Linked DNA regions of Homo sapiens: regions 1 and 2 are each linked to region 3. The links are chromatin contacts, found by Hi-C or POLR2A ChIA-PET in ENCODE. All regions are on one chromosome and are shown on one strand. Each heading gives the region's core, a stretch centred on a gene start or an enhancer-like site at or near the end of the contact. The rest is flanking DNA. Distances are from core to core; before and after follow the strand shown.

What was found. Hi-C counts contacts between places; a loop is a spot of excess contacts on that map. ChIA-PET counts read pairs that join two places held with the same protein, here RNA polymerase II (POLR2A). Pooled maps may share reads with other maps.
Region 1: a map of CD14-positive monocyte shows a loop between it and region 3 (4-fold over the local background). The contact joins two enhancer-like sites. A Hi-C loop is called at or near these places in 3 of 168 maps with a recorded cell type or tissue (CD14-positive monocyte and naive thymus-derived CD4-positive, alpha-beta T cell), 21 of 37 single-sample maps with no recorded cell type and 10 of 50 pooled maps. POLR2A ChIA-PET finds 5 or more read pairs at or near these places in 1 of 52 experiments (OCI-LY7).
Region 2: a map of OCI-LY7 shows a loop between it and region 3 (2.5-fold over the local background). The contact joins two enhancer-like sites. A Hi-C loop is called at or near these places in 6 of 168 maps with a recorded cell type or tissue (B cell, CD14-positive monocyte, IMR-90 and 2 more), 14 of 37 single-sample maps with no recorded cell type and 14 of 50 pooled maps. POLR2A ChIA-PET finds 5 or more read pairs at or near these places in 1 of 52 experiments (MCF 10A).

The regions. Positions count from the first base shown.
Region 1 is chr1:173,018,675-173,022,391 of GRCh38, reverse strand. No RefSeq gene overlaps it. Among named protein-coding and RNA genes, the nearest start is that of TNFSF18, 30 kb to the left of the region's middle. Within about 2 kb of position 1,876, at least 4 of the 41 ENCODE cell types and tissues checked have a DNase peak (open chromatin) inside an H3K27ac peak, as active enhancers do; they include OCI-LY7, where a contact is called at or near this core.
Region 2 is chr1:173,110,992-173,114,521 of GRCh38, reverse strand. No RefSeq gene overlaps it. Among named protein-coding and RNA genes, the nearest start is that of TNFSF18, 62 kb to the right of the region's middle. Within about 2 kb of position 2,266, at least 5 of the 41 ENCODE cell types and tissues checked have a DNase peak (open chromatin) inside an H3K27ac peak, as active enhancers do; they include OCI-LY7 and endothelial cell of umbilical vein, where a contact is called at or near this core.
Region 3 is chr1:172,744,377-172,747,811 of GRCh38, reverse strand. No RefSeq gene overlaps it. Among named protein-coding and RNA genes, the nearest start is that of FASLG, 87 kb to the right of the region's middle. Within about 2 kb of position 1,356, at least 14 of the 41 ENCODE cell types and tissues checked have a DNase peak (open chromatin) inside an H3K27ac peak, as active enhancers do; they include OCI-LY7 and endothelial cell of umbilical vein, where a contact is called at or near this core.

The DNA of each region.
Region 1 (3,717 bases), core at 627-3,126, 270 kb before region 3:
GCCCAGGTAGCTGGTAAAACATTTCTGGGTGTGTCTTTGAAGGTGTTTCTGGAAGAGATTAGTACTTGAATGAGTAGACTGGATAAAGATCTGCCCTTACCAATGAAGGTGGGCATCATGCAATCACCTGAAGGCCTGAATAGAACAAAAAGGAGGAGGAAGGATGAATTTGCTCTCTCTCTTCTTGAGTTAGGACATCCATCTTCTCTTGCCCTCAGACATCAGAGCTCCTGGTTCTTGCCTTTGGATTCCAGGACTTACACCAGCACCCACTATCCTTACCCCAGTTCTTAGACCCTTTGCCTTGGACTAAGAGTTATACTATCAGCTCCCTGGTTCTTAGGTCTTTGGACTTGGACTGAATTATACCACTGGCTTTTCTGGTCCTCCATATTAGAACTTCTTAGCCTTCATAATTTTGTAAGCCAATTTCTACCCTATCTATCTATCATCTGTCTATCTATCTATCTATCTATCTATCTATCTATCTATCTATCTATCTAATCTCCTACTGATTCTGTTTCTCTGGATAATCTTGACTAATACATACAGGAAGAAACTCCATTGAACTGTTTCTGATGCATAAGGCCCATGTACATTTTTGTCCTTGGATTATGCAAGAATTATTGTACCTTTATGACAGATCGTTTTTTCCACTCATTTAGCTTAAGTTGGTTTCTATTAATTGTAATCAGAATCTTAACCAGTATAGTGATTGATTGAAAGTGAGGGATAAAGAAGAGGAAGAACCTTCTTAGACATATTGAGGAAGATGGTGATGTTTTTATGGTGGGGAATATGCAAGGAGGAATTGGAGAAAATTTAGTGTGGATGAGATAATGTGTTTAGGTTTATAAAGGTATAGTTTCAGATGTTTGCAGAATATCCAAGTGGGCTTTACCAGTATGCAGCTGGAACTCAGGAGGAGTTGCATGAGATGGGATGAATATTTAAAAGTCAACAGCCTTCTGGGTGAAGTCACTGACAAGGATAAAATCGCTATAGAGAGTGGGTAAAGTGAAAATGGGGCAAATGACTGAGACGTGGGGATCACCAACATTTGAAGACAGGCAAAGGAAGGAAATCCTGTAAAGGAGCAACCAGGGACAAATGACATTAACTGGAAGAAAATAATAGGTCCACAGAAACAGACAGTGAGAGATTAAGAATAAAGGAGTGGTCAACAATGTTAGAGGCTCCAAGAAGTCAAATACTAAGAGGATTGAACATTGCTAATTGGATTTTGCTGGTAGATAATTTTTGACAACATAAACAAGATCATTTTCTGTGACATCTGGGGGCATAATCCAGATATCAATGATTAAAGAACAAATGGGAAGTATAATTACTAGATAAGGAGAAATGGAAGATGAGACAAAAAAATTACACTACTCTTTGTAGAAACTTGGTTGTAGGAAAAAAAAAAAGAATTGTGGAGTGGTAGAGAGCAGGTAACCTCAGGGGTAAGGGAGAAAAAAGGCATATGCCTGGAAAGCCAGGTATTAATGTTTGGTCAGGGCATCCTCTTCCCAGCAGAGTGCTGGAGACACACAGTGTGATCCATGTCCTTGTGCAACAAAATGAGCTGGACAAATCTAATTACTTTTCTTGGTAATTTGATCTAGAACTTAGGAAAAAAACGTACCATTTTCCAGTGAAGAAGAAGTGAAATGATGCCATGGAATTGTTGATAGGCTGGAAAAATAAAGCTGATGTGAGGGGAAAGCAAGGGCTGTCATATGAATAGGAGAGAGAGAGAGGAAGAGACCACGTAGCTTTTCGAAAGAAAAAGTTTAAAACAGTCAACGCTCGGGGCTGCTTTAGTTTCTGACATAATTTCAGTTCCTGTTTCAGGCCTTGTAAATCCTTTTAACAAACCACCCTTTTTCCTTGATTTAGTATAAATGGGTCATTTTTCTTTCAATAAAATGAGCTACTTAACTATTTTTAATTCTATAACTTGTCTTTTTAAGACATTTAAAACAATCTGTTATTTTCTAGGCTATATCACCTCTGGGGAGGCAATTGTGTGCTGTCGTTAGGAGAATGGGCTTAGATGTAGACAGGCTTGTTTAAATCTTGACTCTGCTATTTATATTTTGTGTGAGCTTGAGCAATTTGTGTGCCTTCTCTGGGGATAGGTGTTCTTATGTGTCAAGGGAGGATAATTAATTCTACTGTACAGAGTAGTTTAAGGATTAAAGTAAAATAATACACAGAAAAAACTTAGTTCAGTGTTTGGCACATAGAAAGAGCTCAATAGGGCCGGGTGCGGTGGCTCACCCCTGTAATCCCAGCACTTTGGGAGGCCGAGGCAGGTGGATCACCAGGTCAGGAAATTGAGACCATCTTGGCTAACACGGTGAAATCCCGTCTCTACTAAAAATACAAAAAAACAAAATTAGCCAGGCGTGGTGGCGGGCACCTGTAGTCCCAGCTACTTGGGAGGCTGAGGCAGGAGAATGGCATGAATCCAGGAGGCGGAGCTTGCAGTGAGCCGAGATCACACCACTGCACTCCAGCCTGGGCAACAGAGCGAGACTCTGTCTCAAAAAAAAAAAAAAAATGCTTGATAGATGCTGATTTTCAAAATATTTTTATCAGTTTACAACTAGCTATTTTAGGTAGCTTTTTCTCTGTTTATCTTAAATTTGTTTCTTTTTTAGCTTCAATGAGTTCCTTCTAGCAACCAAGTATATAATTAGTTTCTTCACGCTCTATGAATTTGCATCTTGTATGTTTGCATGGTGCTTGAAAAGATAAATGTTGAAAAGCTTGAATCTCTATGACTTGTTCTATTAATAGTTGCCTTTTATTATATTGTCTCTAGAAATACAGAATTGGAGGTTATATTTTACTTAAACTACAAAAATAATGATGAAACATTTGGATGTATTTTATATAAAGAAAATATGGAATTATTCATTCATTCATGAATTTTTTTCACTGCACATATATTTATTAAGGTTTTTCTATGTACAAAGCACAGGTAGGCACCAAAGATGATGTGAAGATTTCTAAGATATTGTGACTTCCTCAAGAAGCTACATCTGCTAGGATAGACAGACTGATTCAAATCAGAACTATGGAGTTGAAAATATTTTAAATAAAGAAAATTAATCCCTAATCTCTCATTTACAAATGGGGAAGCTGAGACACAGTGAGGTTAAGGGAATGCAGGAATTGGAATCTGGATTGCTCAAATCCTTGCCCAGTTCTTTTCCCACTAGCTCATCCAATACTGTAAAGAAAGAAGCAAGTGCGATGATAAGCAGAGGACTATAGTAAAGAAATATAACAAACTCTAGCTAAATGGGAGAAAGAGGAGGCATTTTAGTCTTTGTGTGATAAAAGAGTAGCAGGTGAGGATGCAATATGAGCAAGAACACAGAAGGGTGGCAGAGAGTGTATGTAGTCCCATGGCCTGGTGAAGATGACATGTGGAGATATGAAATGGGAACCAACACTGGGCAACAGGAGGCCAAATCCCAAGCTGCTAGAAGGCTAGCCCAAGGAATCTCTGCTTTCCTATTCAGGAACTTTTAAGTTATTTTAGAAGTTTATGGCTTGATCGGACCTGTTTCAAAGAAAGTAACTCTGGTGGTGTGATGAAAGATGAGTGGGAGAGACAGAGCAAGACCACCTAAGAAGCTATGGAGATAGGCTAGGAGGATCATGGTCTACAGAGCAGAAGCAATGGAGAGGAGGAGAGCTCTG
Region 2 (3,530 bases), core at 1,017-3,516, 370 kb before region 3:
AAACTGTTGACTCAAAAGAAATAGAAAAAAACACCCTTAGGAAAAATAAAAAGGGAAGAGTTCTTGTCAGAGCATGGAAAATAAAATTCTAAAAATAGCTCATATTCTCATATTTCCCTATAGATATGATGCAAGCATTATCAAGTTCAGGAACTGTTGACTCCAATAACATGATTTCTGGTCCTTGGCTCTTGTCTTCCTTCTTTCCCATCAATGTTTTCTCAAAGCCATGTTCTGGGCAGTGACTCTTGATTGCAACCTTGTAATCAAGCTCCCAGAGACAAATTCTAGAGCTGTCCCCACCCCCCTGCCTTAAACTTGCAATTATATTTTTTATGGCGATATATGCAGATTGAGGGCTTATTTGCTACAAATAGCTCTTTAAATTTTCCTGGTATGGTGAAGGAGATTGAAGATGAAGATGGGACGAATGCATTCAGAATCAAATACAAATTAAGGAGCTGACTTCATAATGTTGATAAGATTGGGCACAACTCAGCAGGTTTTATGAGGCTATGACATTAAGATAATTCATCAGCCCATTAATTCATTCCACTAATCCTTCTATTATATTACTCTTATTCTAACAAAAAGGATCAAAGCAACTAAATTTTATGTATTGTGTTTCTATGACAAGAATTGTGTACACTTCTGGAAAACATAAGATTGTGACACAACTGTCCAGTAACTTAAAACTCGTTGGGGAAGGAAAACACATATTTCAGAAAGTGAAAACAACATAATACTTTATCAGGTGTTGTACTCCAAGTTTTATCTAATTTCCTCAGCCCACATTTTATGTAATAACCAAAGTTGTCATTCCAAAATGAAAATCTCATGTCAACAATCTGCTCAAAACCCATCAGTGGCTCACTGTTATATACTGGAAAATGTTGTAGTACCTTAGCATTGCATACTCAGTGTTCATGACCCTGTCTCCAACTACCTTTCTGAGCTCATCTCCAGTCACCGCCCCCCTCCTTCTGATGTGAAGAATGGGAGCTTCCTGAGAGCCATGACTATGTCTTACTCATCTGTGACTTCCCAGTATCATAATGGAGGCTTAGCGAACCCTGCATTTTTAATGAATAGAGTCTACTCACATATTAATCTCTTTTCAAAACAACTTTATGGTGAAACTTAACACATACAGAAAATGTAATAAAACAAATGAATAGCCTACTGAGATATCATAAAAAGAATACTCATGTGACTAACACCTCATTCAAAAATTAGAACATTGTTGGCTCTTTGGAAGGCCTCTGTCTGCCCTTTACAAATTACATCTCCTTCTCTTACTGCCAAAAGTAAATATTCACCACCCCTGTTAATCAGTTCTCAGGTCAGGACACATTCCCCCACCTCACCTTACCTCCATAATCTTTCCTTTGACTTCATACAGCCCTCGGGAGGCTCCCCTCTCTCATCTTGGAAACACTTGGGTTCTTTAACTTTCATTTGGCATCTGAAAAAAAAATTTTTAAATAAATGTATATTAATGATATCCTTCTTGTCTTACTTACATTATTTTGCTTTCACTGTATATATCTTCAGATAAAGGGGCGGGTGCAGTGGCTCATGCCTGTAATTCCAGCACTTTGGGAGGCCAGGGCGGGTGGATCACGAGGTCAGGAGTTCAAGACCAGCCTGGCCAAGATGGTGAAACCCTGTCTCTACTAAAACTACAAAAATTAGCTGGGTGCAGTAGCAGGAGCCTGTAATTCCAGCTACTTGGGAGGCTGAGGCAGGGGAATCTCTTGAATCTGGGTGGCAGAGGTTGTAGTGAGCTGAGATTGTGTGACTGCACTCCAGCCTTGGTGACAGAGTGAGACTCTTGTCTCAAAAAAATATATATATATTTAGATAATATTTTTTGATGTCTATACTCTGTGTTGCTATAGTCTATTCTTTACTTTTATAGTTAAGATTTCATTAGAGGTGCTCAGTGAATATTTATTGAATTAGTAATTAATGAATGAGTGAATGACAGTTACATCAAAGCACAGAAGAGGCAGAAATTTACTTAACCAGTGAAAGAGAAACAGTAGAATATAGTTTATGCAAATAGATAGACAGACACACACATACATGCACATGCACACAGAGGTGGAGAGAGAGAGAGAAATAGAGAAGCAGGACATTGTTCTGATGTCATGCACCTGAATATTCAAGAGTTTCACACACACAAAAATAACTATTTCCTTCTCTCCCCTCTCTCCTGTTACTCACTTCCTCAAACCAAAGCAGTGTTAGGAAATCCAGATATGCTTCAGACACAATCTTCATTTGTTTCAACACCACTGTTTATGATTGTAGAAGGCTTTTGGGACCAAGCAGTAAATGTCCTCCTTCAGCATTTTACTTGAAAGGAACCACTGCAAGAACATGGGCCAGACTACAGGATGACCTCCTTACATGGATATTCTAGGAAAGATTCCACATTATCAGGGAAACCGGAAGAGATGACAATGGAAAATCCTTTTCTACTCTATGATGGCATGAGTAAATGAAAGACACTGGCAGTCTAAAAATAATAATTAAGTCTGTAGTTTTACCTAGATATTAAGTTGGCAATGAAAGCTTAGGCCTAGGACATGAGGTTGTAACTCAAACTCTCCTAGGTTCCAGCTAGTACATACAGCTAAAGTGTTGAGTCAATCTATACTTATCCTTTCAACTCTTGGATTGAATAATTCTTAAACATATAAACGTGAATTCTGTTTCCTTGCTTTTCATATACTGTTCAATGATTCCCCACACCACCCATACTTTTCTTGTAGAACATGGCTCATTTTTGGAGATTCAAATAAAATGTATCCTCTCTATGAAGCTGACTTGATCCTTCATAAAAGTTAGGACTTTGTCTGTTCTACTTCCACAATAATTTTTTCTCAAAGTACTAAACACATTGTATTTCCATTAGGTGTATTTATCTGCTTTATAGAATTATAATCTCCTCAACTTAAAGGATTGAGTTTTATTTTATGTCAGACCTATAGTAGGTACTCAATATGTTTCTGAATGAATAAAAAATACAGACAAAGTAGTAAAATATGAGACAGAACAAAAGTTTTAAACACCAAGTACCAAAATAAGTATCTTCTGTTTGCCAGATATTAATTAGGTGCTGAGAAAAAGCAAATGAAACACGGAATAGGCATCTAGGAGCTCACAGTCCAGTGAGGGAAACAGAAGTGTGTGAACACATGCAATATGGCTAGAGGGAGGAAGCCAGACATGGGTAAGGGGCCTTGAGAGCCCATAGGACTGGCCTCTGTCTCAGAGGAATAAAAGACAAGTTCAAGTTGATTCATTAAGGACAGGTAGAAGTCACTCAGGTGGAGAAAGGAAATAGGTGGGGGGTAATCAAGGTGGTGGAAACAGAAGCGTTGAAGTCCTCATGGAAGGCCTATCTTAATAAAACTTGATCATAAAGCTTTGCGTGGAAATTCCCAGTGGTGAGAACAAACAGAAATTTGCTTCTACCAGGTGGAGTTGTGGCCCCGGTGTGTCTGCTGGGTGTACAAGAG
Region 3 (3,435 bases), core at 107-2,606:
CTTGGTGGTGCATACTTGTAGTTCCAACTACTCAGGAGGCTGAGGTGTGAAGATCGCTTGAGCCTGGGAGGCAGAGGTTGCAGTGAGCTGTGATCACTCTAGCCTGGGCAACAGAGCAAGACGCCATCTCAAAAAAAAGAAGGAAGGAAGGAAGGAAGGAAGGAAGGAAAGAAAGAAAGAAAGAAAGAAAGAAAGAAAGAAAGAAAGAAAGAAAGAAAGAAAGAGAAAATAGAAAAGGAAATTCAGTCCCGTGAAGTAATAGCAATTTTTATATACTTGTGAAATATAAACTGTCTTGAATATCTCACTAATTATTTAATACATGCTGCTTCACTACTGGGCTTTTCTTATTCTCTCCAATTGCCCAAATGACTTACCAAGGCAATAGGTAGTGATGATGGCTCAGTGATATAGAATTTGACAATAATTCTATTCGCGCTTTCTTGGACCCAGAGGGATTTAATTATTGAGGAAAGAAAGACAGTCTCCTTGATTGGAGGACAGCGGCACTCCTATGATTTGGATACCCAAGAGCAAAGTTAAATGGAGATTCTAGGGCAGACATGCAAGTGGGCTTGATCTCACTTATCTACTGTGATCTGACAGCAGTGGCTGTCAGGAGCATGGTGACGGGAAGTATCTTGAGGCTACATCCTGGCTAAGCAAGAAAAACATAAGACAATTAACAATGCTTGCAAGGATGCAGAAGTGGTGACAAGAGCCCATATTGGCTCTACATGTTATCATGAAAAAATTAACCAAATAAGACCACGAAGGAGAGTTAGATTACAAGAAACTCCTTATTCTGTATAGTGGCTATGTACAGCCTTAATTTTGATTCTCAATAGACCTGCTGAGATTTCTTAGGGCCTGGATGAATAGTCCAATATCACAAGCCATTAACATACATGAAAATTAAAGATGTAATACTAGCAAGTGATCCTCTTGGAAATGTCCCCATCAGGTTCCAGCTGACCAAATGTAAACTTATTTAAGTATGTTTGTAGATCTTGAGCTCTTAGCCACAAACATCACTTTAAATGATGAGTAAAAATAGATAAGTACTTCAAACATTGGCAAACACTCAAAGATTCAAAACCAAATGTTTCTTCCTAGTTTACCTTGTTTAAAAAGATGACACAAACTACTCCTAAAAACTAGTGACTGCCTACATTGGTAAACATTCTGGTCCTGGTGGCCTCTGGTGTTTCTTCCTTCTAGTCATGTTGTCCTTTTAAGCAAGGGTCACTCTTACTCCTCAGAGGAAAGTCAACATGACTCACTTTCAGAAACTGAAAGTACACCATGTCCACATAAGCAGTGCTGCTTACTGTATAACCGCAAAACCACATCAGAATAAGTCAGCTGCTCAGGAAGGAGAAGAAGGAGTGAGCTGAACAAACTCACCCCCATTCCAGATGGGGAGACTTTAAGAGTAGCCACAGGCTTCTTTGTTAAGCAGAGACTTAGATCAGAGGAGAAATGTCAGTGGCAGGCAGTGCAAGCAGGGTCCCTGGCTTCTGGTTACTGAATACATTGAAACAAGAGCCCACTCAAGGCCCCACTGTAAAGCCCTGAGGTTTTGGCTTCATCATCTCTTTCCTTTCCTTTGGTACATTCTTTCCCTAGTTTTCATCTCTCTCTGAACGTCAGGTGCTCTCTTGCCAAACCTCGTGTTAAGTGATTTTGGACAGGGTTTAAAGAAGTGGATCTTTTCTCTGAGTTAGATATTGTTAGGATCCCATGACTGGGTATCTTAATAATTCTTACCTAGAAGGTGTGAAGAATAAAACGAGACTGACTAAAGCATTCCTTGGTAAAGCAGCAGCAATCTCTTATATCAATAAGGATAGGGGCACACTGGTCATTTTTGTGGTCACTTTTAGACAACGCTCTTGGTTTCATCTGTGCTCAGACAGGATTATAGAGTGGATTTTATTTCTTTCTCTATTGTGATCACAGAGTGCCTTTTCTGATGTTGGCATTCTATGAAATTGTTTCTACTCAACAGGAGAACACTGGCCTAGCCATGAGTGCAGCACTAGCTTTAGCAACACCAAGGTCTAGCCTGTTCTCCATTCTTTCCTTGGGACAATCCACTCTTCCAAGTGACATAAACTAATCAGAAGAATTAATATCAGTTAACAAGAGTTAAGGGGCTGGGGAGGGGGGGTGTTCCGTACTTGCATTATAATAGTGACCTTTTAGAGAAAAGGCTGACCCCAGATAAACCATAATAGAGAAACTGGGTGGAAGAAAATAGATTCAGGAATTCTCCAATTAAACCATATAGGCAACCAGCTCCTCTGCCACCATATTAGCTGATCCTACATTTCATACCCACAGTTGAACTTCCAGGTAATCAACTAAATGAGGTCCATTCATGTTACCCTACTGTGCAGGCTTTTGGGATGGTTTGCCAACCACACTTCTAGAAGTCTCTCCTTTCATACAGAATCTCCTCTCATCTGGCAAGCTAGTCTCTTCTTGTTTTTCTGGTTTCTAAATGAATTCATATTGGAGCTTAACTTGCCAACCCTTATGAGTTGCTTTCAGAATGATCGCAACTGTTCTGAACAAGCCACCCTTTCTTGCTTGACTTCCCACTACTTTGGAGAGTGATTGTGAATCCTTGTGACTTCTCTTCACAGTACTCTTCTGCCACCTGGTGAAAGTTCGTAACACAACAAGACACTAGAGTTGCCATTCACTTTCAACTTCTACACACCCTGACACCAACACTAAGAAAACAGACACACTCACAGATGTCAGTCCATAAACACCTTGTAGGCATCTGATGCTCCCAGAAGAGGCCTGTCCACTAGGATTTCTGGGATGACCCCTCACCCATCTCTCCTTCTTCCGCCTCTCTGAAGGAAATAGCTGATTGAGAAGGATCCAGTTTTTTGCTAAGAGTTCACATTGAGACTGGAAAGGAAATGAGAATAAAAAGTATCTGGACTTCTGAAGGGGCCACAGTCAGCTCTGTGGGATAAGTGAAGCAGGAATTCCTGAGGACATCTTGCTGGTTCTCACCATCTTGTCTATAGTTCGTCCTAACAAATAAATCCGATGTCAACATTTATATCAAAGAAACAAGAAATAAATACCTATCTGTTTACCTCCTGTTTATATTAGGCCAGACATTTTACTTAATCTTCAGAATAGCTCTGTGAGATAATATATATAATTGTATAAATCTATGGGGTACAATATGATGTTTTCATCTATGTATACATTGTAGAAAGACTCAGTCAAGCTAATTAAAATATCGATCGCTTCACCAACTTATCATTTTTTGTAATGAGAACATTAAAAATCTATTCTTTTAGTAATTTTGAAATATATAATAACATATTATTAGCCACGGTCACCATGCAGTGTAATAGAACACTAAAATATATTTCTCTAATCTAACTTAAACTTTATACCCTT